3 separate regions of the Homo sapiens genome follow, and all the other regions are linked to region 1. Evidence: chromatin loops called from intact Hi-C (ENCODE). Cell type or tissue: PC-3. All regions are shown on one strand. Each heading gives the region's core, and the rest is flanking DNA. Links, peaks and the distances in the headings are about the cores only. Region 1 overlaps CDIN1 (CDAN1 interacting nuclease 1). Region 2 overlaps CDIN1 (CDAN1 interacting nuclease 1). Region 3 overlaps DPH6-DT (DPH6 divergent transcript).

Evidence for each region. A loop is a pair of places that touch in the nucleus more often than their neighbours do. Peaks named below come from ENCODE experiments on the same cell type or tissue, not always from the same donor. Only the 100,000 strongest peaks of a DNase experiment are listed, where the experiment ranks them.
Region 2: a loop joins it to region 1, with 4 times the contacts of the local background. A loop is called at or near these places in 5 of 110 quality-filtered maps.
Region 3: a loop joins it to region 1, with 12 times the contacts of the local background. A loop is called at or near these places in 3 of 110 quality-filtered maps.

Annotation. Positions count from the first base shown.
Region 1 is chr15:36,587,326-36,597,779 of GRCh38, reverse strand. The region is part of intron 1 of CDIN1 (CDAN1 interacting nuclease 1); the gene reads right to left. Among named protein-coding and RNA genes, the nearest start is that of CDIN1, 13 kb to the right of the region's middle. In PC-3, for the core only: a CTCF peak has its summit at 5,902; DNase peaks (open chromatin) are centred at 2,879, 6,009, 6,699 and 7,619; H3K4me3 peaks cover 1,546 bases; H3K27ac peaks cover 4,340 bases.
Region 2 is chr15:36,793,956-36,804,409 of GRCh38, reverse strand. All of the region lies in intron 10 of CDIN1 (CDAN1 interacting nuclease 1), which reads right to left. It also overlaps the pseudogene CSNK1A1P1. Among named protein-coding and RNA genes, the nearest start is that of MIR8063, 170 kb to the left of the region's middle. In PC-3, for the core only: no CTCF peak of the experiment used is centred there; DNase peaks (open chromatin) are centred at 5,879, 7,139 and 7,999; H3K27ac peaks cover 515 bases.
Region 3 is chr15:35,746,076-35,756,529 of GRCh38, reverse strand. All of the region lies in intron 2 of DPH6-DT (DPH6 divergent transcript), which reads right to left. Among named protein-coding and RNA genes, the nearest start is that of MIR4510, 180 kb to the left of the region's middle. In PC-3, for the core only: CTCF peaks have their summits at 4,525 and 4,726 (motif pointing left); DNase peaks (open chromatin) are centred at 2,839 and 4,729; H3K4me3 peaks cover 260 bases; H3K27ac peaks cover 1,088 bases.

The DNA of each region.
Region 1 (10,454 bases), core at 1,288-9,287:
ACTTCATGTGGAGCAAAGAAACCACAAAGCCATATAATATTGTATTGCAAGTCAGGCAGCAGAGTGACTTTAGATGAATAACAGGTTATTGTAAAAATACTGAAGGTTCTATCATACTGCACCGTCAGAAAGGAAAGATAAAGACGATGAAGTCAAATACAGTTCAATATAAAAAATAGTAAAGTTCCAATCTCCCAAAAGAAAAGAACGAAAAATAGGAAAATAATCTTGCTCAGTTTAATGCATGGTGATAATGGTACCTGGAAAATCCTAAGTACAGAATAATTTAACCCTTACAGCTTTATGTCTGAGCAAAAAACCACTTTAGCCATAATGCAGGGTTTATATGAAAGTGAGTGCCAGCATTAACAGATAGCTTTAAGAGTTGGGATGGTGGTAGAGAGGTTGTGTATCAAAAAATTCAGTAAGAGGTCACTGAGAGCATTGAGAAAAGAAAGAGTTTGAGCATTGCAAATTCTTGCTGGGACCCCTATCATCACCATCACTCTGGCATTTTATTTCCAAACAAGCAATGTATTTTACCTTTCTGAGATTATTTTCTGGTTACAAGCCAACCATTATGAACCTTTCAGTGAATCACCGAATAGGGCACTTAAAGGGATAAACAATTATAAAAATAACTCTGTCATAGGCACATACATTTTATTTTATTTAGTGATGTAATAAGCTTAGGGGCATATATCAGGTCCAAAATGGTCTTGGTCATTAATTTAAGCAATAAATCATAGGTCTTGCCAACAATGACGGCAAACAGATGCTAACAAGGAAAGGTATTATTTAATATTGCCACGTGTTATAAAAATGTAAGTGTGTTTAAGACATGTCTTAAATTTTTATAATAATATGCATTTAATACATTACTGTTTTGACACATGCAGGAATCAGATTTATAGGTCCCATTCTGTAGCTTCTTCTTCTGTGAACATGAGAGCATATTCTGGGTTTTTTTTGTTGTTGTTGTTTTTTGTTTTTTGTTTTTTTTAAAGAGGGGTTTATAGTGCATGTTTGCAACTACATCTAATTGGTTGTCTTGCTGTTTTGTAGTAAATAATGTCAGCATTGAAACTCATTTAAAAGAATGAATCTACACACTTTGCCTGAATTTGAAAATAGAACATTTAAAAATTATAATTTTTAAAGAAACATTACAGCATAAGAAATACATAAGAGCACTTTATATCAAGTTGGCAACTAATTTTTTTTACATTCATTTTGAACTGTTCTGCATACCAGGCAAAAATTACTACCTTAATTAATAAGTTTACAAGTAAAGTTCAATATTCAAAAATTTGGAAGTAACTAAGAAAAACTCCACTTTATATCTTCATGCAAAAATCCTAAGAATCAACAGTAGTATACCAAAACACAAAGTAATTTAAAATGGAGTCTTTCTATCCATAAATTTGGCAAATTATGCCAAACCATAATATTCCCCCTCTAATATTTCCTTTCAGAGCAGTAGGTTTATATTCCTTTGCCAGCAGGTCGAATCCTCCTAGGGAGAGGGCTTGTGAGAAAAGGGAATTAGGGGCTAAAAATTTAATCCAAAACTTCTTTAAAAAAAAAAAATGAGCTTTTTTTTTTCACATCAACAAGATACTGACTCTACTAAATATATTTTTTGTTAGCAATTATTTTGTTTGAGTTTCCTTTTCAATCAACTCTCCTAGCTGCCAGCATGGTCTTCCCTCTTTTTTGTGTAGGCAAGGAGTTCATTCTTTAGAATACTTGAGGAAGCAGTGCTCGGAGTATGGAAACTAAATTTTCTTCATTAAATCTACTGAAGCAGATATTAAAAATGCATTTAATATACTGGCAATGGTCGGTGGGCACCGCTGACTGTGACAGGCCAGTTACTGATGATATGCCGTCAGATGGCCTTCTCAGCAGGCGCCTGGGTCTCAGGCTGCTGAAGGACAGCAATATCTTCCCTTGTGTGTAAGCTCTATTCATCTCCCAAGTATTTACTAAATCACAGGCCTCTGCACACATAGCCCACGTTTTCAGCGTATGCTAACAAATGATGGATGGCCTCGTCAATTCGTTATGTCCTGAAAGCATGGTTTCCTGCCATTCCAATCATCAAACCTCAGTGCTTCAGAGCTGATCAGTCCCAGGGAATATATTTTGCAGGCTCGATTAAAAGAGTAGAAGTTCTTTCCATTAGACTCTCTGGCACTCTCCTCAACTATTTGTTGTTTCAACCAATTATTAGGGCAGACTATTCAATAGGTGTTCAGGTACTATAACATGAGCAGGTTTTTTCCTGATGTTCACTAAGGTGTAATTTCTTTTATGACAAATCAGTGGAGGTATTTGAAAATAAAATATTTGATAGAGAAATTCATGTTTTAAAACAATTTTCCTTCTAGGTACAGTGGGCAAAACCTTAAAAATACATTATATCATCATATTATTTTATATTATATTATATTATATTATATTATATTATATTATATTATATTATAATGTAAGTGTATTAGCCAATGCACTTCAAAGGAACTTCCAAGGCAATAGCCATTCTGTAAATCATCTAAGCCTTTCAAGACAATAATTCCCACACATTCTCTTAATTATAATCTAGATAAAGGCACAAACTGCTTAAAAATTCTCCTGACAGTTCCAAAGTTAGATGACAAAAGTTCAACTTGTCAAAGAAAAAAATCTTCTTAAAAGAACATTTATTTTCAGTTCCAAGGTTACATATGTCAGTTGTCTTTTCCATAAGCCATAAGAACATTTTTTTCTCTATAGCTTATCTATGGAACAGAAAATAAATAAAAGCACAGTCATACCTTTTACTCAGAAACAGTAAACTTCATAAAAACAGATGAACTTACCACAACTAAACAGAAAGCTGAGCTTTGAGGAAATGGGGTGGTATTAAAGAGCCAAACAACTTGCTATAAATAAGCTTCTTGAAATGCTAAAAAAAAAAAATTTTAAGTGCCGGACTCCCATTTAGCCAATAGCCACATAGGCACCAATACACCTCCAGTCAGTGTAAGCTCCACCACACTGTCCTGCCATTCACCTCAACCTTAACCTCAAGATTAAGCTCATTTTTATTGCGCACAAAGGTCATCTGTATTAGGTCAAAATTCAAAGTCCCTTGTCAGAAAAGGTTGATATATTCCAACCTTTCCTTCTCCATGCATCAAATTTTTCATGGTAAAGTCATATTCAGCAGACAGTATATTCAGCAATTTATTGTGCCATTGTAATACAGTGCAGAATACAATCGTCCAAAAAGCTATCACATGAATAAAATATTTTTCATGACTATGAACCAAATCTAGACTCCTTACACACCTCTAACAGAGGAAATACAACTAACCAAGTCTTGTTTCCATGCTTCAGAAGAGTTATATGGCAAATAATTGTCCCTAAAATATAATCTATAGCATAATTATGCTTTTGCTTCCATAGTCTTTGGGAATAGGCAACTTTTTTTCAAAGTGTCACTCAAATTTTTGAATGGTATTTTTTTTAATGCAAAAACATCTCACCTGTTTTAATACTTTTATTCAAATCTGGCCTAAGCAGTTTAACTGAAGTAGGTCTAAACCTGAAACCCTCTCTTTGATCTAGAACCTAGAGGAAGATAGGCTCTATGATACAATGAAAACTAAAGGAGAAAAATTACTGTCTTGCCCAATTCATTACTATTACAATTATGTGATTAGCAGAACTGCAAAAATAAGATAAATTAAAAGAAAACTTTGAAGGCACCATTCTAGAATACATCGTAATTAGTAAAACCAAAGTCTTAAGGAATAATCAATCCATTCTTTTTAAGAGTTTATGCAACTTCTTTGTGTTTACCACAAGGTCTTTTCACAATCAGTATGTTAGTATGATGAATGGTTTCAGATCATTTTAAAAACTCTCATTCAGCCAGGCGCGGTGGCTCAAGCCTGTAATCCCAGCACTTTGGGAGGCCGAGGCAGGCAGATCACAAGGTCAGGAGATCGAGACCATCCTGGCTAACACAGTGAAACCCTGTCTCTACCAAAAATACAAAAAAATTAGCCGGTCGTGGTGGCGGGCGCCTGTAGTCACAGCTACTCAGGAGGCTGAGGCAGGAGAATGCTGTGAACCCAGGAGGTGGAGTCTGCAGTGAGCCGAGATCACGCCACTGCACTCCAGCCTCAGTGAGAGCGAGACTCCATTTCAAAAAATAACAATAATAATAACAACAAAATAAAAACTTTCATTCTTCAAATTTGATTAATACCTATATTGAACACTAAATCAATGTTCACACTGACGTGATGATCTAGGGTATCCTATAAAATCTCCTTGCCCTGGAAGACTTACACCTGAACTTACATATTTACTGGAGTCAAGCTACTACCTGATAGAGAAACCCTGACTCTAAACCTGGTACTCACTCAAGTATCTTTCATAAATGCATAACCCCCTTCTTACTAAGTTGAGACAAAACAGTAAAACAGCTTCCAGATATGAGTGGTTGCATTTGAGAAAAGTAGACAAGAAAATACTTGGAAAGGGGTGGTTTTAGGCAAAATATTTTCAGTTCTAATATGCTGAGTCTAACTATCATAACCATAAATACCACTGCAACAAGCAACCATGATTAAGTAATGGTTCCAATAATATAACCGCAGTAGCAACCAGTGTAGTATCAGGAACCGTGCTAATCATTTTATATGTATTATCTTATTTCAAGTTCATAACAATTCCATTTTATAAATAAGGACTCTAAGGCACCAAAAACTGAAGAAACTTACCAATTAGGTATCTTCCCTCTGTTTTTATACTGGAATAACTACCAAATGAAAATGTAACATCTGAGCTTGAGTTTTTCTAGAAATAATTTCTGACATGATAAACCCTCGGGTGTACCACTAGAGCATTTCTAAATTCCAACAGAAAGGAAAGAATCACTGTAATGTCCCTAAACTTAGCTAATTAATCAATTTTAAAAAGGATTCACTTTTCTAAATGAGACATGTATATATGGCTTTAAAAAAAAAAATCAAGCAGCATTCTTTAGGCAAGTTCAATCAAATGTCCATTATGAATGTACCATAATACTTACAATATACTAGGTACTCCTCCTAAGGCCCAAGACTATAATTCCAGCTCCCATGCTAACTATAGTAAGGGAAACATAAGGAGAAAGCCCAACAACCCAACAATGACAAAAATCTTATAAGAATGAACGAGTTACACATGGTAGTAGTGTGAGTCTCTTTCAGAAAAAAGGCTACAAAAATCAGAACAAAGGGGGTGTAAAAACATCTATGAAAGACATCCCTTGGAGCCATAAGGTACAAAAGTCTCAGACTGGCGATAGAATGCAGTGGTGTGTGAGGCTTAACAACTGCCTTTGGTAGTGAGGGGTGGTAGGGCTGGAGAAGGGGCAAGCCCAGGTTGTACCATTTGCCAATTTCTGTGGTGTAAATACTCCTACTGTGGATGAATTTTAAGCTACCAATGTGAGGTCGCGGTTTGTAGAGTCTGGAAAAGATGCTCACCATCAGCTCTCACAAGCTGGAAAGAGCACCAGCATCCACTGGCTGTAGGCCAAATTCAGCCCACAGACTTGTTCTGTTTGGCCAGGAAAATGTTGGCCCACACAGTGCTTTAAAAATTCAAACAAATTGACAACATTTAAAACTCAGGATATTTTATTTTTTCTTAAAAAAAAAAATCAGATCTAGAGCTGCTTTCTAAAGAGTAGAAGGCCTGGCAGCACCAGGCCCACATTCCTGCATGGCACTGGATGGCTGGCATAAAGTGGCCACTGCCTTGTTGGTACACACAACTGTACTTTCACCTAGCTGCAAAACCAACCAGGTCAGCTTCATTCATTCACTTGTTGTTGATACTTGCCTGGCCCCTAGAGGGATGGGAGTCTGTTCTCTAATTTAAAAGCATGAATGGAGAGTTTTGCATCCAGATATGGAACTTTGGTCAAATCACTGGGTAGGACTCCTCCCTCTGCATCTGCAACATTAACAGATTTGACCAAATTATCTCTAACTGCAATCTCGATCCAACACCGGCTTGCTTTATAAGTCACTGAATCTGAATAATAAGAGAGGTATGCAGGTCCCTCCCAAGCAATGTTTTATGATCTATCTGCATGTAGAGAGTTCCAAGTGCACCCACCAACATGCAAATAAAAAACTGAACATGTTATAAACTTGAGGTTAAATGTATTTTTATCTTTATATATTTTAGTTGTCCTCAGAAAATGAGAATCTAGATAATTTTAACTTCATCCATTAGGAAACAGCTATTTGTTACATACAGGCTGTTACATACAGGCTGGAAGAGTCTATGGGCTTTTTAACGTTATACAAGGAACAGTCTGCCTCATATTCCCAGTCCATTTACCATCTTAGCTAAATGGGGCTCGAAGTGTAAGTTAATTTCAAATTTTATTAGCTTTCCCTACCAATATTATCAGCAAAAACAAATAGCAGTGTAATATACCTTAAGCAAAGGATGATATCAGCTTGAGAGAGCTGTAGACAGAAACAAATTTTTTTTAAAAAGTGCCAGTCTAACTTCATGTGTAATGTAGAAGACACATTCAAATGACTCTTCACCTCCCAGATCTCAACCACAAGAGAAGCCACTTACAAGAGCCCTATAGAACCACGTCATCAGCTACAGAATCACAGGAAGATAAGGTGTGCCACAGGCATGAATGTCCAACCACAAAATTTTCACCCTGCATCTCTATTCATCCTAAAACATTCCTAGATTAAACAAAGTTCTATCTGAGAATAATCATAAATATATATGACAAACACTGATTCATAAATGTGCTGAGTATAAATCTGGATCATTCATACTAGGCTGATCTGAGGATGCACAAGTCAGTTTGCTGGTAAGTGAGCTTAGCCAACACCGGCATCCCAAAGCTTAGTAGACCTTTCCCATCCTATATAGTGCTAACTGCAAACTTGGGGATTTTCAATAGTCTTAAGTGATAAACCTTGTAAATATCAATGGTCTGCTATGCCTCCTATTTCATGTAACAGAATAAACACAAGTTCAGAGTTTATATCTCATCCTTTTTTGTTCCTGGAACAAATGACAGGCCTTAACTAACAGTGACTGAAAATAATTAAAAATAAGTATATGTTGGGGGTGGGGAGCAATGATGATATACCAGGTATTTTAAATCTTAGTCTTGGATATGACGACTACTCCCAGGACAACCTCAGAAAAAGACTGGGCTTCGCACAGAATTGCCTCAATTAGCAGGGGCCGGTGTTTGGTCAGGGAAAGACCAAGTACTTACATATTTCATTGAACAGCTATATTAAGAGATATGAATCTACCTTACTTTTTTCCTCTACTCGAATTGCTTTGTTTCAAAATATTTATTTTCATAGTCTTGAAGTTATTGCTTTAAGTATAATAGCTTTAAACATTTTTTAGCAACTGAATCATAGTATTTCAAACACATAAAAGAAATAGGTCCTGAGAAAATTTAACATTTTACTTTGGATGAAAAATTGCAGAGCCCTTGTTATCTCAATGAGATCCCAGCTATTTATGAGGTCACAGTTTGAACACCACAGTAGGTTAAAAAAAGCAAACAAACTTTTACTTGCTGTCACGAAGCCAGAATGAATAGAAAAGATCACCCTTCAGCCAAGAGACGTAACTTGAAAGTGACAAGCCATGTCACTGTTCCTTGGCATGAAGGAAGCTCTGGCTTACGAAGAAGGACTACTGACTCTTCACTATATGTTTCATGAAAGGGTAGGGACGGGAAGAGAGGAAAGAAAAGGTGAAGCAGGTATTAGTTCCCCAAAGTGGCTAGAACAGGGTTGGATTTGTGATCAGCATGTACCATCTTTCATACGTGGGTCACAGATTGTTCTACTCTAGCTTCAAACCCATGGACCGACCAAACAATCCAGGATCTAGCTGTGTTCTGTTCCCCTAAGAAATGGAGAACTGTTGGCCGGGAGCGGTGGCTCACGCCTGTAATCCCAGCACTTTGGGAGGCCGAGGCGGGCAGATCACGAGGTCAGGAGATCGAGACCATCCTGGCTAACACGGTGAAACCCCGTCTCTACTAAAAATACAAAAATTAGCCGGGCGTGGTGGCGGGCGCCTGTAGTCCCAGCTACTCGGGAGGCTGAGGCAGGAGAATGGCGTGAACCCAGGAGGCGGAGCTTGCAGTGAGCCGAGATGGCGCCACTGCACTCCAGCCTGGGAAGCAGAGCAAGACTCCGTCTCAAAAAAAAAAAAGAAAAAAGAAATGGAGAACTGTCATTCAGTTAGGAGTTTCACCCTAGCAGCTTAAATGTATTCACTGTATATACAGCTCACTGTTTAAGCAACTTGACAGCAGAATGGAGAAAGGAGAAACATCTTCAAGTATACATTTGAAAACATCTCCCTTCAATAAAAAGACAATTAAAAATAAAGAAGCATTTACTCTTTACCTATCTTCTATATGATCTTTATACCAGAGCATGACTTCATATATTAAGGTCACTTTTCAGATTTAATCTAGTAAAGCATATATTGATTGTTTTGTTTCTAAGGAAAATTCAACCAATACGGCAAAACTGTACAAAATGTGTAATAAAAACAATGGCAAATTCAGTCGACTTTGTCAAAAGTTAAATAATAAAATATTATTAAACTATACTTCTATTGAACCTTTTTTTCCCCTAGAGAAATATATAATTTCTCCTTATTGCACAAGCAATCATTCTGGTAAGGGTTATTACTTAGTAAACTAAAGTTTGATGCCTGAATATAGATTTTTTAAATAAAGCCAATATTCTAATTACATGAAAATTCCCCCCAAATTAATAAGAAATATAATTATAGCATGTGGATTCTTCTTAGAATAACATTATCTGAGGCTTTCTTCAAATACTCCTCTGCGAAGAATTCAAGCTCATATCCCTTTCGCAGCTACACAATGCAAAGATGCACAAATATCTAATAAAAGCTAAACACTTCTTTTAGAAAGTGAAGGGGCCATACACTAACATAATAACCTTTCAGAAGAGTCTTTAAAGCTAAGCTACAATGTAGCAACAAAGTAAAAAAATAATAATAATAATACAGAAAAAAATGTAAAAGATCACTAAAGAAAACACATGAAATAATCATACTCTTTTCTTAGACATTCCTACCTAGTCCAATGATTAATACAGAAATAACCCTAGATATCCTTCCTGGGTGTATGAATATTAATTTTAAAGATCATGTAAATTAATTCTATTTCTATGGCAAAACCATCAGTAGAATTTCCAGTTCAATAAAAGCCTTTCTCTCTCTTTCTAAGCTATTCTCACTTATTATTCTGGAACTCAGGTCCACCACAAAATTATCAGAAGTGTAGAAAATTGACCACAAACTGAGAATCAACTTTCATTTCAATTGAGAAAAACAAGGCCAATAGGAATAGTATTTCAATTAAGTATACCAAGCCCTACGGTATTAATTATGCATTGCAATGCTCCCTCAATTCTTAAAAATCAGTGAATTTAGGTTTAAAAGGTTTTTTTAAATGCCATTATATATCACTGTGAAATACTTAAAGAAGTTTCTGTTAACGATACAATATTCAACTGATAATCAAATCTTACATGTTCAGCCATACAACCAACTGTTCCATATAAACATTTTCATTTTCTGTAAATCTACTGCACTTTGTTTCAAAGCAAAATTGTGTTTTATGTTTCAAAAGGTTACTGCTCAGACATTTCTTCTACTGTAGATCAGCTACTACCTTCTAACAAAAATCATATTTACTTTTCATTAAAAACTTACGGAGAGCTCTACACTGCGCTGTTTTACATGCCTTATCTCACTTCACCGTCACCACAGCCTTAAGGAACTGATCAAGAAGAGACAACAGAGCGAGAAAGAGATTCTGGAGCCTGACTTTACTTGGGTTTGATATCCTGCTTCCTCTACTTCCTAGCCGTCGGACTTCACCTCTCCTTTTACAGATGAGACAACTGTGACTCAGATAAAAAGAGATAGAGCTTTTTATTTCTATCATTTCTCAGGAAGAAACTGTGATAGGAGGCAAGAAGAATGGAATACGAGACTCCCTCTGGAAAGAGCAGGCATCTTAAATGCATCATTTATTGGGGGTGGGAGGGATTGTTCAAAAAAGACAACCATAACCAATGGCAGCACCAAGTAAACCAAGCCACCTCAAATAAGCATAAGAGCCAAGTAAAACTGCTGTGCTTGTCCCAAGCAAGTTTTTTAGCTACTCCACTCCTTACCAGATTGGACTCCTAAGTTCACCACCAAGAACCACTAAGTTCAACACTGTACACAGCACAATACACAATATGGCCAGCTTCAACTCATTTTCTGGTAAAGAGAGGTGAGATTTCAAGAAGATGACTAAGTACATTGGTTTAAGCACAGGATGACCACTCAAACAAGTTTTTACCTAT
Region 2 (10,454 bases), core at 959-8,958, 210 kb before region 1:
GACAGCTTTGCATTGGTTATTGAATCAGTGCGAGTCTAGAGACAGGGGTGCAGGCAGGGGTCAGCCATTGCCTCGGCATGGCAATTTTATTAATGACCAGAGTGAGCACACTAGTGGCATACTTACAGGTTATAGTGAAAATAATATAGTTACAACAATGTTCATTATTAACACTTTCACCCCACTTACTATGTGCCCAACACTGTTCTAAGCACTTTAATATATATAGAAGCACTTTATATATATCGAACCACTTAATTTGTATGCCAACTCCATGAGGTTGGTACAATTATTATCCCTGTTCTACAAGTAAAAAAACCAAGGCATAGAACAATTAAGTAGATTGCCTAAGGTCTCACAGCTAAAAAGTGGAGGAACCAGTTTTAGAACCAAGGCAGTTTGTGATGCACTCACTATGAGGTAGTGATCGGTTTACTAAACAGGGTGATAGAATGTTAGACTTTAACCAGAAAAAGAGAGTCAATGTCCTTTGCAATGGTTAAGCCACACCTAGGGCATTTTGGAGAGTTCTGGTGTCATATTTTAAGGGCATGTCTCCAGTTTGAAAGTCAACCAAAGGAGAATCCTAGGATATTTGAGGAATGGTTAGAATAAGAGTATGTCTGATTTAGAAATGAACAGTCAAGGTTCACTAACACACTCATCATGTTCTGATTTTGAGAGTGCTCTTATGGAGGAAGGATTTGATTCGTGCTGTAGCTCTCAAGTGCAGACTTAGGACAATGCTTGAAAGTAGCCAAGAATTAGATTTTGATTCCACACAAATAAAATTTTTTGTATAACTGAAACTTTCAAAAACATGGAGTGAGCGGCCTTGCAAAATAGTGACATCAGTAGATCTGTTAAATCAAGGCTGGGCTTTCATTAATTTTAAAAAATTGAACCAATGCATACAAATTGGGAATGTTTACACAAAATCCTGCATATTTAGCTTTTTTTGAGAAACTAATCAATCTGGCAACAAGCAACTGAAGATAAGTAACAGCTGCCCCCTTCAGATATAACCTAGGTTCGCGGGACTGCCACAGTCCCCACTGTTCTCTGTCACTTTCTGATGCCGAGGATCAGTGCCAGGTATACCAACTGAGCTTCTTAGCTCCTAACTTGCACTATACAGCAATACTCCTCCTTGCTGCATATCTAGGATGCTAAGGTTACATAAAATAAAGAATTCTCCATATTTTCTCCAGTTCTATTGTTTTGGTAAACTTGGTTATTGGGTTCCTGAAGCTGCATATTTGAAGGAGTTGGTTACAGGGAGAACACTTTGTCAGTCAAGGTGAATTCCTGCTGGCAAGCAGTGAAGAGAGACATAAAAATGCCCCAACTGTGAGAGTCCCTGGCTGTTTGGTGTTGGGGCTAGCAGGCTTTGTCGATCTCAACAGGTGTTGAGGACAGTGCAGGAAACACAAATGCTGCTTACATTTTGTTCAGTTTTAAAAAAGGCAGTGAAAGCTGTTAATGTATTTTTAAAAGATTATCACCAAGAATGTTTTAAAAATGGTACTTCAGTGAGTAAATTCTTAGTTTTGGAGAAAAATCTAGCTATCCTCAGATAAGCCCTGAGGATTCCAGATTGCGAATGTTGGACAGAATATGATATAAGTATCTTTCTGTTCAAGGTTTCCTGTAACTCTCTGAGAAACTCAGTGGTTCAGACAGAAAATTTGGCTCCCCAAATTCAGGAAGAACTTGCTTACTCTTTTTTTTTAAAGTATAAAACTAAATACTCCCCTTTCCTTGCCACGCCTCTAACACTATCCTATAATTCAGGAATTACTAGGATGAGGCATCTTTACTTATGGAGAATGGAGAAGATTATTAACTTCCTATTGTTATACTTTTCCTCAAGGCATCCTCTTCAGAGACTGTTGAAAAGAAAGGCAGATGAAGGAATTTAGAGGTTTCGAATCATACTATTAGATATCATCTTGCTAAATTAACCCCAATAACCCCTCGTTGGTTTCCTGAAGCCAGCTGAGCTTCTAGATCTCCACAGATTTCAGGGAGCCCTTGACCAATCATTATGTCTATAAAGATGCTAAGTACATATAAAATAATATAAGATCTCAATAATCAACAACAAAGAGGTAACTAATATTTACTGAGCAGGCAGTGTTTCAAGAACTTTTACATGTACAGACTAATTTGGTACTCACTGCCACCCTATGAGGAGGGCACTATGACTATCCTCATTTTACAGATGAAGAAACTGGGGCCCAAAAAGGGCCAGGTTTCGAACCCAAGCCGCCTGGCTCTATGGCTTACCCTTGTAACTACTATGCTTTACTGTCTCATTATACCTTGTGTTTATATAGCATTCTATAACAGTCATTTGACTCTGAAAAATATTTACTACACCTGGATAGGTGATAGGCAAGCAGGGGTCCAGAAGCAAGGCAACTGATCAAAACCCCAGTATATGAGTTGGGATCCACCTATCTACACAGGGAATAACTCTAAGTTTGATGTCAATAGTTTCACGCTAAAAAGTTTATCTGGCTACTTATTTCAATTTAAGTATCACCACATTTAGGAAGTAGATGGAAAAGCAACCCATAATTCTGGCAAAAGAAATGAAAATAATTACTTTTGAGGGAGCATATTTTAAACCTTTGACAAACAGGTGGAAGTAAGCTAGGGAATGAGAATTACAGAATCACTACATAAAGTTCAGAGAAGAGAAATGTCTCACGCTGTGAAGGGGTTCAGAAGTTATGGGGCAGAATCTAAACATGAGGGAAGAGGAGTAAATCCAGAACACTGCCACAGCTTGTTCATATAAATGGAAATAAACAGCTGGAATAAGTTATGAGGAAAACTGAGGGAAGCAACGGGTCTAAGTGAACGTATGAGGTAGAGATTTGTTTTCCCAGAAAAGAAGGTTCAGAACTTGTTAAACAGGGTGATACAGTATGCCCCAAAGGCCCCAGTTTTGCTCCTAAAATACCTCTAGTATACAGATGCATCTTATGTTTGTGCCATTAACTTGGCTTACCCATGTTTTCAGCTCTATGAGAAAACCACTACATATATTTTTTAAACTAGTATGCTTTTACATCTCTTTTGGTAATAAGACGGTGAAAGGTGTGGGATTTATGTACTATTACATAATTTGTCTCTCTACCTGTAATCACGGAAACTGCTGAAATTGACCTAATACTTTTCTTCCCAATGAGCTGAATTACCATAATTGCATAAACAAGGATTCTCAGTGCAGTAGAGTCCTACAATATAAATCTGCATCTAGTCAATGAAACAAACAATTCTCAATTGAAGAATGACAAGTAGACTACGGAATGATCTGATAATTTTAAGTTTCTTGTTCATGAGGGTCTTCATCAAACAATAAAAACATACAGAAACCTTCATTCCTAGCCCAAATTTTTTATTTCAATCATAGGGAAATAAACTCCTTCTCTAAAACAAGAACAGCAGAGAATCATATATATATATATATATATATATATATATATATACACACACACACACACACACACACACACACATATATACACACACACACACATATGTATAATCATAATCATATATATATTTCTTTTTCTCTTATTATGAGTTGCTGTGTGGGGTCTGTGCTATCTTCTGAGGATGTGTGCAGACATGTGGCTGTTGGAAGTCGATTGTTTCACCATCAAAAAAAGACTTGCATGTGGTTTTTATGAAGAGTGCGTTTTCAAACACATAGTTCACGATGAAGGAGAAACATAAAACATCTTGTAATTGTTTTAAAATAAACTCTTACACTGTTTATTTAGTTTTAATCTACGTGTTGTAGATTGGTTATGCACTTGTTAATCACTGTTGTATGTATATCCAGACAGAGTTGTAAATAACCTTTCAGTCCAAGTGAAATATGCTTGCACATGTTTATATGCAAAGTATGTGTATACTTATGCCTGTGTGTAAATACGTGTACAATAATAATAGATTAGTGATCATGTAATATAACATCATAAAGTTCTGGCACTATGGTCAATTTAATATACAATACAAATATTCTTTTTTCGTAGAAATGAAGTTAAAATATGATAACTTGGTTGTTTCATCTACTTTTTCTTACCTTGCCAGGTCTGTATTTGCAGACTGAAATGACCAAAGAAAGAGAACCTAGTTATGAGTATTCTCACTCAATCTATGCATGTTGGCTATGAAAAGTGCAACTTTATCTCTTTGAAACAACTTTCTATAATTTTGAAAATAAAAAAGTAAAAGCATATGATAAATACTGATTCACTTTGGGCCTTTATGCCACAAAGAAAATGTTATTTTGAACAAAAATTTAAATGTATATAAATATACAACCACAACACTCTGAAATTCTCCATGGTGATTATATACCTTGATATTTTCACATCCATGTTAAATTACCTGAAAAAGTAGTTAATTTCTACTTTGCTTTGTTCTATATTGGATATAGATAGATGCTATATTTATAATCTTTCTAGCCTGTTGTAAATCTTTTCTCAGAAGATTACAATAGAAAACAAAGGCAGAAGTGATTTTGTCTTTAATCTGTTGTCTTTACTCTCTGTTTTCTAGAAGAAATGTTTACTCCTGGATTGGGTCAGCCCCTCTGCATTTACCTATAAGAATCTACATACAAGCTTGTCTATCCATCCTGCATAGAGCACAAGTCACAGAAGAAAAGCTCCTCTCCATAAATTGCTTAACATAGTAATCAATATCTCTTCACATTTTCAGAGTAAACTATATCACTTGAATAAACAAAATGCCAAAGGGTTCACAGTAACAGACTAATTAGAGCAATGACAATGATTCTAGAAGTCTTCCTGGAAAAGGCAACTATTTAACTATGTTGTATTTATTCACATCAGCCCTTTAAACTTTCTCCATGATACATCCATTTTTGAGGGGAGGGAAAGGTGAGGTTAGGGGTCCCGAGAGACTTAGAGGGATGATGGGGTCAGAAGTATATTGAGATGATTTCACTGGGAAACGGGAGGATGAGTTTCAGGACAATAGCTGTGGTTCTGTTTCAAACAGGATGCATGGAGAAGACAGAACACCTTCTCAAATGGGAAGAGAGAGACAGCAAACATAGCAAAAGACATAGAAACCCTAAAAGTAACAAAGTACCCGAAGTTATGTTTACTTTGAAAACACTTACTTACTTAAGTACTAAAACGAGAGAACACTTCATGTGGACACTGGGTGCAAATCATGTCCATCGATCTGGAATTTATACCCCAGCCTTCTTCCAAAAGTTGGGGGTGTTTGTTTTAACAAAATTGGTCGTGTGAATTATTACATGTTTTCTCAGTTATTTCCCCAGGGAAACACGCCAAAGGCAAACCCATCATTTCAGCTGATTTAGTGTTTGATGCCAGAGAATTTATAATTGATATGACAACCATAATGGATAGTGATCATGGAGTTGGCAAGGCCTGGCTGACAGTGGTGCAGTCCATTTTGGTGTTTGCCAGTTAATCAACCATCAGACTTGCTCTGATGAATTTTGAGGTGATTTCTGAACTTTCCATTTCTAACTAACTTTCTGAATATTAGAAATTAGAACCACATTATAAAATGGAAAAGACTACATAAATCTTGCGTACCCAAAATATGTCTTTTTCAAGTAGCCCTTAATTATTCGCTAATGGAGGGAATGGAGTTTCTTTTTCCTTGGCATAGTTCTCAAAGGATCACAGGGTAACCCAGAGTTCGGTCAGATGTTTATCTCAAGGAACAAAGAGATTTATGGGTTTTGGATATATAAAAGTCTGCTTAAAATAAAAAATTATTGGAATTTCATCCTCGGCAAAGTCAAATAACTGAAGGATTAGGGCTGATACATGTTTGCCCTATAAATCTATCATTAACCAAATGTGACACAATGCTTTGGTATGTCAGATCCCAACTCACTCTAAATGGGCAGTTAAATTTTTCTCTTAGTCACAAGAAATATTTAATGATAAGGAAAATCTCTTTGGCTAGCCAACCTAGTCCCCAAAAGCAAAACATCCCAATTTTGCAGATTCATGAAGGCAAATGCCAGAAAGGGGAAAAAAATAAATTAGAAGTTAGAAATGTCTAGATCATTAGAAAAAATGATCAGATAAGGAAAAATGATTTTAAAAATGGGTCTTCAAAAATTATGGATAACCTGGCCTTGCAGTTATCAAACAAACACTTCTTTTAAAATGTAAGCTTCATGAGGGCAGCTTGTATTTCAGTGGCACATAGGAGTCAGCCAATACATATTTGTTGAGTGGATATATGAATACACAAATGAATATCACTCTACAGTCCCTTGCCCTAGAAGAAGAAGATGTCAGTGTTACTACTCATTTGGAAAATAATTTTTTTTTTTTTTTTTTTTTTGCTAATAACTCTCTACTATATAATGAAGGAAAGTCTTTTTTTTTTTGAGATGGAGTCTTGCTCTGTCACTCAGGCTGGAGTGCAGTGGTGTGATCTTGGCTCACTGCAACCTCCGCCTCCCAGGTTCAAATGATTCTCCTGCCTCAGTCTCCTGAGGAGCTGGGACTACAGGCATGCACCACCATGCCCAGCTAATTTTTGTATTTTTAGTAGAGACGGGGTTTCACCATGTTGGCAAGGCTCGTCTTGAACGCCTCACCTCAGGTGATCTGCCCGCCTCGGCCCCCCAAAGTGCTGGGATTACAGGCATGAGCCACCATGCCTGGCCACGGAAAGTCATTTTTAAAGGTAAGAAAATGAGCCTTAAAAATATGTCCAAGTTGTACACTTCTGAAGAGCGAATTGCAAGATTGCTGGGATTGCTGGTAGGAATCTATTCTGTCTAGGATATTAAGGGGGAGATGATGCTGTGGTTTAAAGAGTGGTAGAAACCAAGAGTACTAGTCCCTGTAAGTAACACTACTGATGGTTAAAGTGGTGGCTGCAAGGCTGTGAGCAGCAAGAATTGGCTGCTAGGAGGAAAGACTGCACTTGGGAGCCAATTGCTGCACACAGGTGGCTCTTGCTTCCTTTAAATACAATCAGTTTAGGTAGGCTTTTGTTTACAGTCGCTTTTATCTAGAAGATAAGGTTGTAAAAACATCAATCAAAATGAAGTACTACTGTTCCTGGCCATATCTCAGCAGGTTCATCTGTTTTATTTCTTCCTCCCTTTCCAAATACCTTAAGGTGTTTAAGATGAGTGAAGAGATAGCAAACTATTAAAGTGAACTGTATTTGTATATGACACATGGATTTGCACTCATTGAACCACAACTGCCATCTCTACAATGCCTATGTCATTCCTAGGTTCAGCAGGCATCTGTGTTCTTCACAGCTCTACTTTTCCATAACATACAAACTCTACAAAATGATCTTTGCACCATTTTCAATAGTGCTCCTTTAAGAAAATGAGAATCTTACAGTTTCTGTATGTCGGTTGTGCGGCTTTTAATGTATTTATACTCTGCCTTTTCTTCAAAGAGTCATGATAGCAAAATAGAAAATTAAGCTCAGCAAAAGGGAAATGCAAATATGTGAACTTCAAAGGTCAACTTTATAGTTAGAAATTTTAAGTCTGTAAAGATGGTACCTGATTATATTTTAAAGGCATAGCTTAATTAATGCTGGATCTGCAAGATGAAGTTCTGAGCCACAGACATTTCCAAACGAAGAGGGATGCTCTGTTTAGGGAGTTAAAAAGGCACACTGGTCCAGCTCCAGAGGATGGTTCCCGACAGGGCAACATCTCATGGGGATTTCAAGCCCCGATGTATGAACATCTGAGGTGAACAGAAGAGGCTTGACTGCATGAGCAGACAGATGCCTGGTAGGGGACTGGATGCCAGTGCTAGACAGGTCTGGGAGGCCATCCTGCACTCGATTCTGGTTGTGCTGAGGGTCTGTGTGGTGGAAAATATCTTACCTGTCATTCTTGAGGTTTTGTGAATCATTCTGCAGTTCTGGGCTTTGTAATTTTTTTCTATTTGGTTCCCTCCTAAGCACAACGAGAGTAAGGCATTCTAGTAAATGTAATGCCCCTGCAGCTAATCCATGACTGACTACTCCAGATTTATTTTCCTGGCATAGCCCCAAGATTTCTCTATCTATAAAGTGAATAGAATAGCATTTGTGCCCTGAAGTTCAAGGTGGATTTGAGAATAAACTTCATAACAACTGAATCTGTATATGTTCATTGTTGCCTGATGCCAAAAACCCCACCCAACAGTAGAATCTAATAAAGAAATTTTCTGAACTCTTCTCCACTAAATCCCCACCACAGATCTTTCCATGAGTAGACTAGATCTCTGTCCAGAGATCTGGAAATGAACTCAGTAGGAAAAAGAAAACTGTTATCTGTAAAGTACTAACCAAAGGCAATACAAGGTCATACTTTACCCAGGATGAAAATTTGTAACGCAGAACTGAGGGGTAGGAAACGTGAGTAAACTAGGTCAGAAAATTTCCTAAATTTATAATTAGATAAGATGTTTCTTTGAGCTAGAGAGCAGGAAGAACCATTTCACATGGTCATTTCTGCCTTGAAAAATAAGAGCTAGTTCAGGTGCAGAGGTTCATTCCTGTAATCCCACCATTTTAGGAGGCTGAGATGGGAAGATTGCTTGGGCCCAGGAGTTCGAGGTTGCAGTGAGCTATGACTGCCCCACTGCATTCCAGCCTGGGCAACAGAGTGAGACTATATAAATAAAAATAATAAATAATAATAAAAATAAATAAAAACAAGAGCTGATCAGCTTCATGAGACCAGGAGAAACTCTACTTTAAAAGAGACTAGACAGAAAATCCTGGTGATGTCAGTGACCTAAATGTTATTTAAATATAAGTTTCTGTTGTTAATAACATGACACTGCTGTGCCTGTTTGAACATTTAAGTCTAGTTTACACAACAAAGAAGGGCTGCATACACCAATTTCAGGGCAATGAAGTTTCACTGTACCATCTTGAATACATTTCCTATTAGACCAAAAACTTAAAACATTTTTATTACTTTTATTGGTATATAAAATTTTGTGTATTTATAGGGTACATGTGATAGAATGTGTAATGATCCAGATAATTTAGGGTATCCATTACCTCAAATAATTATCATTTTGATGTGTTAGGAACACTTTAGGTTTTCTCTTCTAGCTATTTTGAAATACACAGTACACTTTTGTTAACTACAGTCACCCTACTCTGCTATTGAACATTAGAACTTACTCCTCTATCTGACTGTATGTTTGTATCCATTAACCAACCTCTTTTCATCCACCCACCCTCTTAAACTCACACTCTTCCCGGCCTTGGATAGCTGTCACTCTACTCTTTACCCCCATGAGATCAACTTTTGAAGCCCCGATATATGAACGAAAACATGTGATATTTGTTATTCTGTGCCTGGCTTATTTCACTTAACATAATAACCTCCAGTTCCATCCATGTTGTTGCAAATGACATGGCTTTATTCTTTTTTTATGGCCAAATAGTATTCCATTGTGTATACATACACATTTTCTTCATTCATTCATCCACTGATGGACACTTAGGTTGATTCTATATCTTTGTTATTGTGAATAGTGCTGCATAGAGGTGCAGATATCTTTTTGATATGCTGATTTTAGACTAGGAGCATTTTGAAATCTTGCCAAGTTTAATAGTTCATCTTTGTTTTAATATTTGCTTTTTAAAAAGAGAAAGAACAAAGCAACCCAAATGTCCACTGATAGATGTATGAATGGATAAAGAAATGTAATATACATGTACAATGGAATATTACACAGTCTTAAAAAAGAGGAAAATCCTGTCACATGCTACAACATGATTGAACCCCAAGGATATAAATTATGCTAAATGGAATAAGCCAGTCATAAACGGACAAATACTGTATGCTTTCACTCAAATAAAGTATCTAAAGGGGTCAAAATCATAAAAAGAGGAAGTAGAAAGGTAGCTGCCAAGGGTAGGAGAAAGAAGAAATTAGTGTTTAATGAGTATGGGTTTGTTTTGCGAGATAAAAGTTCTAGAGATCTGTTGCACAAAAATGTAAACATGCTTAAGACTGTACACTTAAAAATAGTTATGATGTCACACCTGTAATCCCAGCACTTTGGGAGGCTGAGGTGGGTAGATCACGAAGTCAGGAGATCGAGACCATCCTGGCTAACACAGTGAAACCCGTCTCTACTAAAAATACAAAAAAATTAGCCAGGCGTGGTGGCGGGCGCCTGTAGTCCCAGCTACTCGGGAGGCTGAGGCAGGAGAATGGAGTGAACCCGGGAGGCGGAGCTTGCAGTGAGCCGAGATCGCATCACTGCACTCCAGCCTGGGTGACAGAGCAAGACTCCATCTCAAAAAAAAAAAAAAATAGTTATGATGGCATATTTAATATTATGTGGGGTTTTTTTTTTCACCACAGTAAGAAAATAATGAAAAAGCAACAACAGAAAATAGAAGAGCATTTTTAACTAATA
Region 3 (10,454 bases), core at 919-8,918, 840 kb after region 1:
TAACCTTCAGGAAAACTATCACTATGAGCTATAATTGCTTAAATTGTGTTAACCACAGCATGTAGTTAGGTAAGCTGTTGGTTTATAAATAACCAGAAGATAAAAAAATAATGGCAAAAAGTAAATCCTGTGTCAAGTAAGGTCATTCTGTCCTTTACATTTAGCTAAAATTAGCTCAAGTTCCCTTCTCTGTGTTTTTTGGAAGGTCCATGACCTCCAATATTTCCAAGAATTTCCCAAGCTGAGGGCCCTGTGGCTTCAAGTTACTTTGAACTTGAAATTCTTTGTCTCACACTTGGGTCTCACATTGCAGTTTAAAAATAATAATAGTATTAATGAAATACAGTGTTACAAGGCATTGTATGAACAGTAGACTTTTACATCAAACCAAATTTTCATTCTTTTTAGAACAGCTTTGTAGGCACACTGGTGTTGTCAGACATAACGTTCTGTTAAGCCAGTGAGCCTTGACTATACTGAGTAGGGATGGTCTACAGAAAAGTGTAGCCAGTTTCTGTAATAAATCCTGGAAAAGTATATCAAGTCAATTCATAAAGCATGTCACCAACATAAAACCAAGAGCAAGTTTCCCCATGTCTTTCTTCTGTTGCAGACTGTCCAAATTGCAGAAAAAGGGACATCTGATAGAATTCAGAGGGAGAGTAATTAACTGAAGAACAGCATGCAGTTTTGAAGTAAATTGTGTCTGGTTCAAATCATAGTAGAGAACAGAGCTTTTTGTTCTTTCCTTCTGTGAACTTCAAGCTCAATGGTGTAAAAACTGTTCAAAAATGAAGTAGCTCAGTTGATGAATTAAGCTAAGAGATAAGTATGATCTTAAAATGATATACTACCTCAAGAAAGTCATTTTATCTTTCCCATTAGTAATGACAGTAAACAAAGAGCATTCCAACATTTCTTATTTGTAATAGTGTCTGTTTATTTTATTTTATCAAACGTAGGGCTTTTCTCCATTAGTCTTACTTAGCTTTCTTTGAGTTAAAAGTATAGCCCTATAAAAACGGATGAAATCATCTGCTCATTGACTTTCTACTCAGCAAACATTTTTTTATTTTCTTCAACTACAACTCTCATAATTTTCCTAGTCACCATTCTTCTCATCTATTTTTACATTCCTTAGTTAGCATGTCAGCCCAAAATGCCTCAACCCATCAGTTAAATTAGTTCTGTTTCTACAACAGCTCACAAAAGGGTTTACTGGTGAAACTCTTCCTCTAATCTAGCTTTTCTTGCTGCATGTACTATTCCTTTATTGACCTTAGTTTGGAGAGCTTTAAAATAATACGTATCAGCAAGGGTTGTATGCTTTCTAATCATATGTTTTCTCCTGCTAATCATTCAGTTACCTGATTAGAAACAGATGCAACCTATTTGAAATGTGAACTTCAGTGAACTGCTAGTAATGGTTGCATATTTTTTAGATACTCTATGTATACGTTATGAAATGCCCTAGAAGGTTTTCAATAATAAGCATTTGGATTATATTTTATAGCTGCAATGTTTTTCCTGCCAAATGAGCCATTCCAACCAAAACAAACTGACAAACAAAACAAAAAATAAGCAACAGCAACAAAGATTCAACCAGTATTGAAAGCCACAACACTTATAAGTAATCTGCAAACAAGAGTACTAGAACTGCAGTAATACAAATTTTAAAACAGACAAAGCCTCTGCTCTCGGTTTATGATATATTGAAAGAAGTAAACACATCAACCACTATTTATAACTTGAAGCAGAATATGATAATCACTTTCATTAAAGTACTTACAAAGTGTCATGTAAAAAAAGAAGAGAAAAAAATACTTTTGTCTAGGGAGAATCAGAGAGGGCTTGATGGGAAGTGTAGCGTTTGTGTTGGATCTTGAAGAAGGAGTAGGATTCCAATGGGCAGAGATGGAGAGAAATTCTAGGTTCCAGCCACAAGAGCATCAGCATCTACCTCTAAAAAATCCTCACGGTCCCTGCCAATTTGATCACCCCTAATTTTACCGACAAGAGGTTAAATTACTGATTTGAAAGAGGTTGATATTTTGTTGAAGTGATCCATATCAATCGCACAGTACAAATCAAAGGAACTTGAACTGAGCCATATTACAAACTACTTTTGTACAACTCCCAATATAAATATACTCAAATATTTGTTTAATCAGACTGCCAACGAACTAAAATTTTCTTAAAAGAAAAAAAAAATGTCCAGTGACCCTCTTCAAATCAGAACTGAATCTATGTGGGGTTTTTCTTTAACTTCTATAATTACAACAAAAAATCAAAGCAACCAGTATGTTCTCCAAATCAAATCTGAGCTAAACCAATATTGATTACATCTGGTTCATATCTGCGGTTATCAATAAAACACCAATTACATGACCAAAATTTGGAAACCAAATGCTAAATCTTACTAAACTGAGGTTTTTGCAACACCGATTTGACAATTTGGAGAGTTTTTAATTTAGAAAAATTCTCATCAAGGGCAAAACAAAGTACAAAGAGTTCCTGAGCTTAAATTCCTGATTCAATCTTTAAACTGTATTTTCCTTTGTTGCCAAATGATTCATTCGGACATTGCAAAGTAAATATGAAAACATCTGGGGGGATATTTTTGCTGGGGGTTACTTACTAATAAGAACAACCAGGTACCTCAAAATGTGCGGCTTCTTAATGAATAAATGCTTGTCAAGTGACTGCTGAGTTCATCTTAACACATGCTCTTTATACACACTGGCTCTCTCAGTACCATGAGAAGCAGAGAGGCAGGGATCTGATGACTAAATAGACCTTTTTATTCATTGCTTTGATCTACCACCAATTCTATTTAGTCATCTCTGCTCTGAAAACCAAATTCCTTTATAACTCTGAGGGCACATGATGGCTTGTTTTGGCACTAACTCTGCACAGCTAAAACTCTGGGCTACAGAAGCCAAAAGATTTAAGAGCCTCTCACCTCACAAACTTGAGTTTCAGGTCAGGGCAGTGACAACCTGTCAGAATCTCGTTTGTGGCACCCAAGCAAGCCAAGCGCATGGACAGCGGAAATGGCTAGAAAAATCCTCAGACCCTGTTCCTCTTGGCCATTAATTCCATTGATTATTTTGGTGTTTAAATACTGAGACAGGCCCTGGTGCCAGCCCAAATACAACTAGTCAACTTACATTTCCGTTGGCCTTTTAGAACATGCAGATGTACCAAAATCCTAAAACACAGCTGAGTTAAAAATTAAAAAAAAAAAAAAGAAGAAGAAGAAGAAAAAGAAGAAAGAAAAAAGAAAGCAGCAAGGGGGAAAAGTGTTCCAAACAAACGAAATGTTGATCTGCCTTTTATTAATTTCATTTTTTATCTTCTTGTGTACAGATTTTTGACAGCTGTGACATTCATGGGCAATGCATTTGAAAAAGAAGACATAAATATTCAGAGACATATTAGAATGCTGTTCAATGTAAGCACCTGTCTACTTAGTGTTGACAGAAAATCATTTACTTTGCTTTATGCATGTTCCCTCCAGAGACCACAGAGGTCCTATTTTATTTAAAGAGCTGGTCCTAACATCAGTGCTTGCTCTTGAAACTGCAGTATATGCAGCTAATTATATTTATTGAGGAAACAATTTTGTTTTATATTTTCAATAATACTTAAACAATTTTGTCAATCTTGACCTCAGAAATGATTTTCCCCAAGGATTCAGTTAACCAAAGACTTCATACAAGGCCTGAAACCAGTGTCCTTACACTACACTGTTGCCATTATCACCTAGGGAAGTTTTTGAAGCACAACTTTCAGAGAGAAGTGTGCGAGGTAAGACTGCAAGATCTCTGTGGGTCTAAGGAAAACATCACAGTCAATAAAATCCATGCTAGCATCCACATATATGCATTTATTATGTATTATAGTGATATAATCTGAGAAATTCATATTGCATAAAACAATACATCATTAAAAGCTACATGAATCATGAATTGTAAATTAAATGTATCAAATTTGGTGAAGTTTTTATTTCTTTTCTACTTGGTAAACCTTCGTTTCTTTTCCACCCTTGCCAAATCAGAAAGGTAATCTCAGGTCTTGAGTGAAAGGTGACCGCACATGGAGAAAAGGAAAGGAAAAGAGGGAGGGAGGGAGGGAGGGAAGGAAGGAAAGAAGGAAGGAAGGGAGGAAGGGAGGGAGGGAGAAGGAGAGGGAGAAAGGAAAGCAGAAAGGAAGAAAAAGAGGGAGCGAGGGAGGGAGAAAAGGAGGGAGGAAGAGAGGGAAGCCAACCTTTATAGGGACACTGAGATTACTGTGAGGTGACCTCGTTAGGTGATTTCTATATGGCCCCACGAAGCCGTCTAACTTGTTCCCAAGTGATTAAAATAGGCATGGCTAAGTTAAATAATTATTCCCCCAGAATAATTTCCTTTCTTTACTTGGTAAAACGCCTATCTTGAAAAAGTATGGTTTGCCATGGGTTGACGCCTGACTACTGAGAAAAATCCTTTAGCTGAATCTCAGGTCAGAATTAGAAATGTACCGTGTCATCAGAAATATAATGAAACACAAACGGGAGTGAACAAAGCCTAATTTTTTGACTACGACATTTCTCTCCATTTTAGTTTTACCTGACATGAGCGTATAGTGATGTTAGCTCCCCTGATGTGGCACGGGTGGATGAGGCTTGGGGGAAAGGCAAGCAGAGACCTGGGAGCTCACGACTTCCAAAACCTTACAATGCTGCCACCTACAGGCCGAAACTTCTAAAGCGGATTCCATCAATACTGTGTTTTCCTTCCCTTAACAATGAAAAAACACACAAGATTGTGGTAGAAGACCAAAGCCCCAAACCCAGAGTCCTGTAAAGAGTTAAGTCACCAGGTGATGTGAAAGAACAGGCCCTTTAGCTTAGCTAGTTCAGTGCCGTTACATAATTTAATTAGGATCATCACACGGCAACCGAAGCTGTCTAGAGGAATTATGAACCACAAGTTCAGATCACATGTGAATCCCTTTGCTCAATTAAAGCTAAGCAATTTTTAAGGTTTTTTTTCCCTCTTTGCAGTATATGCAAAGAGCAGTGAAGCGTGGCCTGCATATTTTTCACATTAAAATTATTACATAAAGCCTGTAGCATTTGAAATACTTATGGAAATCAAAACGTTACACTCTGACCTTGGGCATTTAAACTTCGTCATTTTTAAAGCTATTGTTGCCATGCTCTCCTTTGTTCTAAGAAAATTACTGTGGTTAGTTATAATAGCTGAATGAATAATTACTGGGGGAAGAAAAGAAATATGTAATAGTGTCGAAATGATTCTTGAGCCTACATTCTCCTAAACAGAGTTTTAATTCTGTTTTGAAGTCCCAGCATTGTGACTAAAGGCATTATCCTACTTCTCTCTTCTCTACTGTAACGGCCAGAAAAAGTGATCGCTTTCTTTCTCACTAGACTATTCAGTCTACTTACCTTTATGTCAGAAGAAACTCTGCTAAGAACTGGATGATGGAAAGAATTTCTGGAAGAGTCTGATTCTAGGTTGATCTATTTTTTACGCTGTAAGTACATGTAGCACCAAGCATATTAGGCAAATGTTCATTGTCAAGTTTTTTCTACACTTTTAAACTTCCCTTGGGCTTTTAGCTTTTTTTCTTATTAATTATATCAGAAAACAAGAAAAACGGCAATATTTTCTATTTTTAACTCTGTTTTTAAACTTATATAATCGGATACAGAATAATAATTTCAGTATTTTAAAATTATAGCATGGGATCATATTTGTTAATCATATGTATTAAAATTACATTTTCAAATCAAGCTACCAGAAATTTTTCAAACTAGTGGAAGCTTAGAGTTAATTTTTAAATGTTTAGTTGGAGGAATAAGTATTACCCTTAATAAAAGAGCATCCTAATAAAAATTGCAGTACAAAGATGCAAATAAATAAATGTCAGTGCTAGAAAATACATTACATTTAGTTGAGGATCTCTACAACTTGGAGTAGACTGATTGATTGATTATAAAATCCCCGGTATTTCCATATGTATTAAGACAATTGAAATTAGAATGGACAATGGAACTTCCAATAAATACTGTGGGAAATTCTTCACTAACTTATAGATGAAAGATAACAGGCAAAACTCATTTTACAGTATTATAGTCTACTTATTATTTGCAACAGAAAAAAAAATTCTGAATTTTAAGGGCACACACAAACATTATATTGGAGTCACATGTTACTTATTAGTTTCTTAGATGAGAGTTACACACAATGCAAAAATGATGCAATCTTTACTTTTTTAAAAATTTGAAAAAGTTAAATCTTCCTACTTTTGCAACCAGATATTTGCAGGATTAACAACTCCTTTAAACAATAGTTGGATTTAACCATAATCAGAATATAAATACAATAAGACATTCCTAAGGGGAATGCAATTTTTTTTAATTTCCATATTTGCTACAATAAATGTTATGCCTAGAAATTTTATAGCTAACAGAAACACAGAAAATACTATACCCAGAGCTAGAAAACTGTTCCAGTACAAAGCAAGTCTGATATATTACCTTCCAAATACACAGCATATCCCTGGTAAAGTTGTAAATTATGGTTGCAAATGAGGCCACAAACAAAATTTTGCTCAAGGCATGAATCATAAATTCAAACAATAATCATCTCCTACATGAGGCACAACTACTTTGTTTACTTCTTAGACACTGTTTCCTAAACATGAAGATGAAACTAGGTCAAGGAAATTTAGCATCTTTTTCTCATGAAGCATGCTATGATATTGGGTGGCACTGCCTTATTTAAAATCGCACAAACCTTTTAAATATTAAAAATCTATTTTAGAGTACTGAGTCCTTAAGCATTTTTACATTTTACCTCATGATGAGACGATATCATTAGAACTATAGCCATTAAATGAGGAAAAATAAATTATTTACATTAGTTACCACTGGAATTCTACTGTTTTTTATATCGAAAATAAAAGGATATTTAGCTAATGTTAAATGGTACTTTTAATCTATTCAGTTGATCTGATGGTTTGCTGTTGCTTGCACATATCTGGGGAGTCAAATGTTTTTCTCTTTCATATTTTTAGAATTTCTAAAAGCCTAATTCTACTAAGACTTTTTTAAGCGCTAAGCTTAAGAAGAATGGCCTTTAATTAAATCATTCAAATCATAGAAAGAATCATGATGTTAAATCACTGAAATGCAAGTTCTGAGAATTACCTCAGAAGAACATACAATTGTAAAATATTGTTTGGAATAAAAATTTGAACAATAACTTAGCAATTTTTATTTGTGGACAATAAGAATGAATAGCAGTATGTTCACTCATCTGTAAGGTCCTTTGGTGTCAAAAACATTCTGTTCTTTCAGCAATTAATATCAATAATAATAACAATCATGATGGTCACGTTGATTAAATGCTTACAATATACTAGGAACTGTGCTATGTATTTTATATGGATTAACGCATTTAATTTCACAATAACTCTTTAAAGCAGAGATCATATTTATATCAGTCTTACAGACTATGAAACTGAGGCTTGGAAAGAAAAGTGCCTTCTCAATGGTCACTCTGAGCCAGGCCCTGAGCAATCAGAGGTGGGCTGAAGGGCTATTTACTGAAGAAACCAATAATCTATTCATTAAAACTTTCTATCAGTATATAAACCAAGGGGGACAAATAAAATTTGATTTGTTACAAGCCTATTCAATTGAAATTAAACAATGTATGGGTACGCGTATGGAACTAATAAACTGGCACAGTGATCTACAAATGCAATCATTCAAAAAGTGTTTATTGATACTTAAGTACCACTCTCTGCTAGATGGTGTGAATTCAGTGCTTGGCAAAATGAAGGTATCTTTGCCCTCAATGAGCTTTTACAGTAGTGGGGAAAACCAAACAATTTTTAAAGTCTACAAATAAAATAATTAAAAAATCAAACTGAATAGAGAATAATGTAATTTGGGCAAGTGGTCTGAAGATGTTTCTGAATAGGTGACACTTAAACTAGGACCTTAAGGAATTGCCATCCTAGGACACAGTAATACCAGAGTTATTAAGAAATATTTTTAGGCAGCTAGATAGGGTAAAAGTTCTTGGCGGAAACCAACAGAAAGGCGGCTTAAAGAGCCAGGCTGGCAAGCTTTGATATGCAAATGCTGGCAATTAGAAACAGAGTCTACCCAATATGGCCATTCCCGCCTTCTCCTTGTCACCAGGTGTGCCAAGTGTCATGGCCACTTCCAGATAACACCATGTGCTCAGAACATCATGGCAACCTGCATTTGCATATTAAGGGGGTAAGGTAGGAGGGCCAGGTTTTTCACGGGCTACGTGAATGACACACCTGGTCAAACCAATCCCCTGGGCCCTGTGCACACATGGCATTCCTCTCTGTTCCAAGCCCTCCTCCCCCCTGCCTCTGTACAGAGGAGCTGTTTTCTTTTTTCTTTCTTCCTTCTTTCTTGCCCATTAAACTTTTCACTCCTTAAAACCACTTCATGTGTGTCCGTGTCATTAATCCCATCAGCGCGAGACCAAGGACCCTGGTGTTCCTCCAGTCATCGGAGTTGTATCAATAGGACGAGTATTCTAGTCTAAAGGAAACGCCATGTGCAAATGCCTTGAGGCTGGAGAAACCAAAGTGTAGCATTTACCAGAAACGTACATGGTAAGTTAATGGGTGCAAAATGCAGGCTCTTTGTTTTCACACCCACTCCCCATTTTTCCTTCACAGTCTATTACCTTCATCAATTTCTCTTGGCCTTCACACCAACATTCAGTCAATAACAGGTTTTAGTTCGGACATGTTATCCTGAATCTGTCCACTCGTTTCTATTCACCATCCTAGTCCAACTTATTACAATGTTTTGCCCGGACTACAGCTCTAGCTCCCTAACTGGACTGCCCGCTTCCAAATGGGCTTCTTCAATTCTCCTCACAGCAGCCAGAGTCATCTTTTGACAATGTGAAACAGTTCACAAAACTACCCTATATAAAGCCCTCTAATAGTTTATCTGTACTTCTTTCTGGTATCTGCAGGATGGGTTCCATCTTGTCTTTTGGATTTTCACTTAAATGCCACCTTCTAAATGAGTCCTTCCCTCATGGCTTAATCCCCAAGTGAAATCTACTCACTATAGCACATCATATACACTCCTTTTAACTCTCTGTGTATGGCATATCTGCATCTCCTGGACATAAGCTTTTTGAGGAGGAATCCACACTGTCTTAGTCACTGTGTCTCCATCACTTAGAACAGTGCCTAGCACATAGCAGACATTCAATTAAGCTGAAAGGATTGGAGTAGTACACAGAGGTCAAATCGTCTATGGATTTTTTGACCACTGTAAAAAGCTGGGAGCTTTATTCAAAATTTAATAGAAAACTTCTGGAAAATTCTGAGCAGGATCAGAAGATCATGCTGGTTATTGCTGTTTGAAGAGTGGATTGAAGAATAGCAAGAGCAGAAGCAAGACAGATTAGAAGACCAATTCAGAAATCCAAGTAAGAAACGGTTTTGGCTTGGAGTAGGGTGGCAGTATTGGCAATAGAGGAGAAACTGATGGACTTGTAATATAATTTCAATTTGCTGATGAATTAAATGTGAAAAGGAAGAAAAGTGAGAAATTAAGAATTATTTCTAGATTTTTTTTTTATTTATTTTTTTTTTGCCCGAGATGGTGGGGAGGGAGGAGTTAGTAGACCTGGAGGTAGGACAACAAATTCAAATTGGATGCATTTAATTACCCTGAGCCAGACCCTAAGTTTCTGGTAACACATTTAGGTCTGTTTCAGGTCTAGTATTTCTCCACTGAGGGGCAATTTAAATAAAGGTTGACCTGTGAACAGAAACAAATACCACTTTAGCAGATATCCTGCCTAGATTAGAAGGCACCACTATGAGATGCAAATAACAGCCCATGAATGAGGATGAACATTTAATTCTTCCTTTTCTTATTCTGGTTTTCTAAAGAAGCCAAAAACAATTTTGTTAGGAATTTCCAGCCCTAAATGTAAGAAAGAACTCATGGATTGATAAGGCTTTCACTGCATTTAATTAAAAGAAGATTATGCTGCAGCTTTTTACTCTTCCATTTCTACTTCACAGTTCCTGTGCACCAGGGGTATGTGGGACAGAGAGGAGGAGTAGAGCTCAGCTGATGTCACTAGCAGCTGTGTGTTAGTCACTGTTGCTGAGGAGGACCTGAGGGTATGAACCATGGTACTGGAGCTGGAGGAGGAAGCCTGTGTGGGAGTGGGAGAATGACAGTGATTGTGGAAAAACTGTGGTTAGAAGAACAAAGCAGGAGAATGGAAAGCACCTTGGGAGTCTCTTGGCTCTAAGATGAAATGAAATGATGCCACAGTTGACTTGAAGATTGATCCTCTACTAGATATCAAATTATTTGAAAATTAAAATCACTTTTCAGTGGTATTTTATCTTTATGA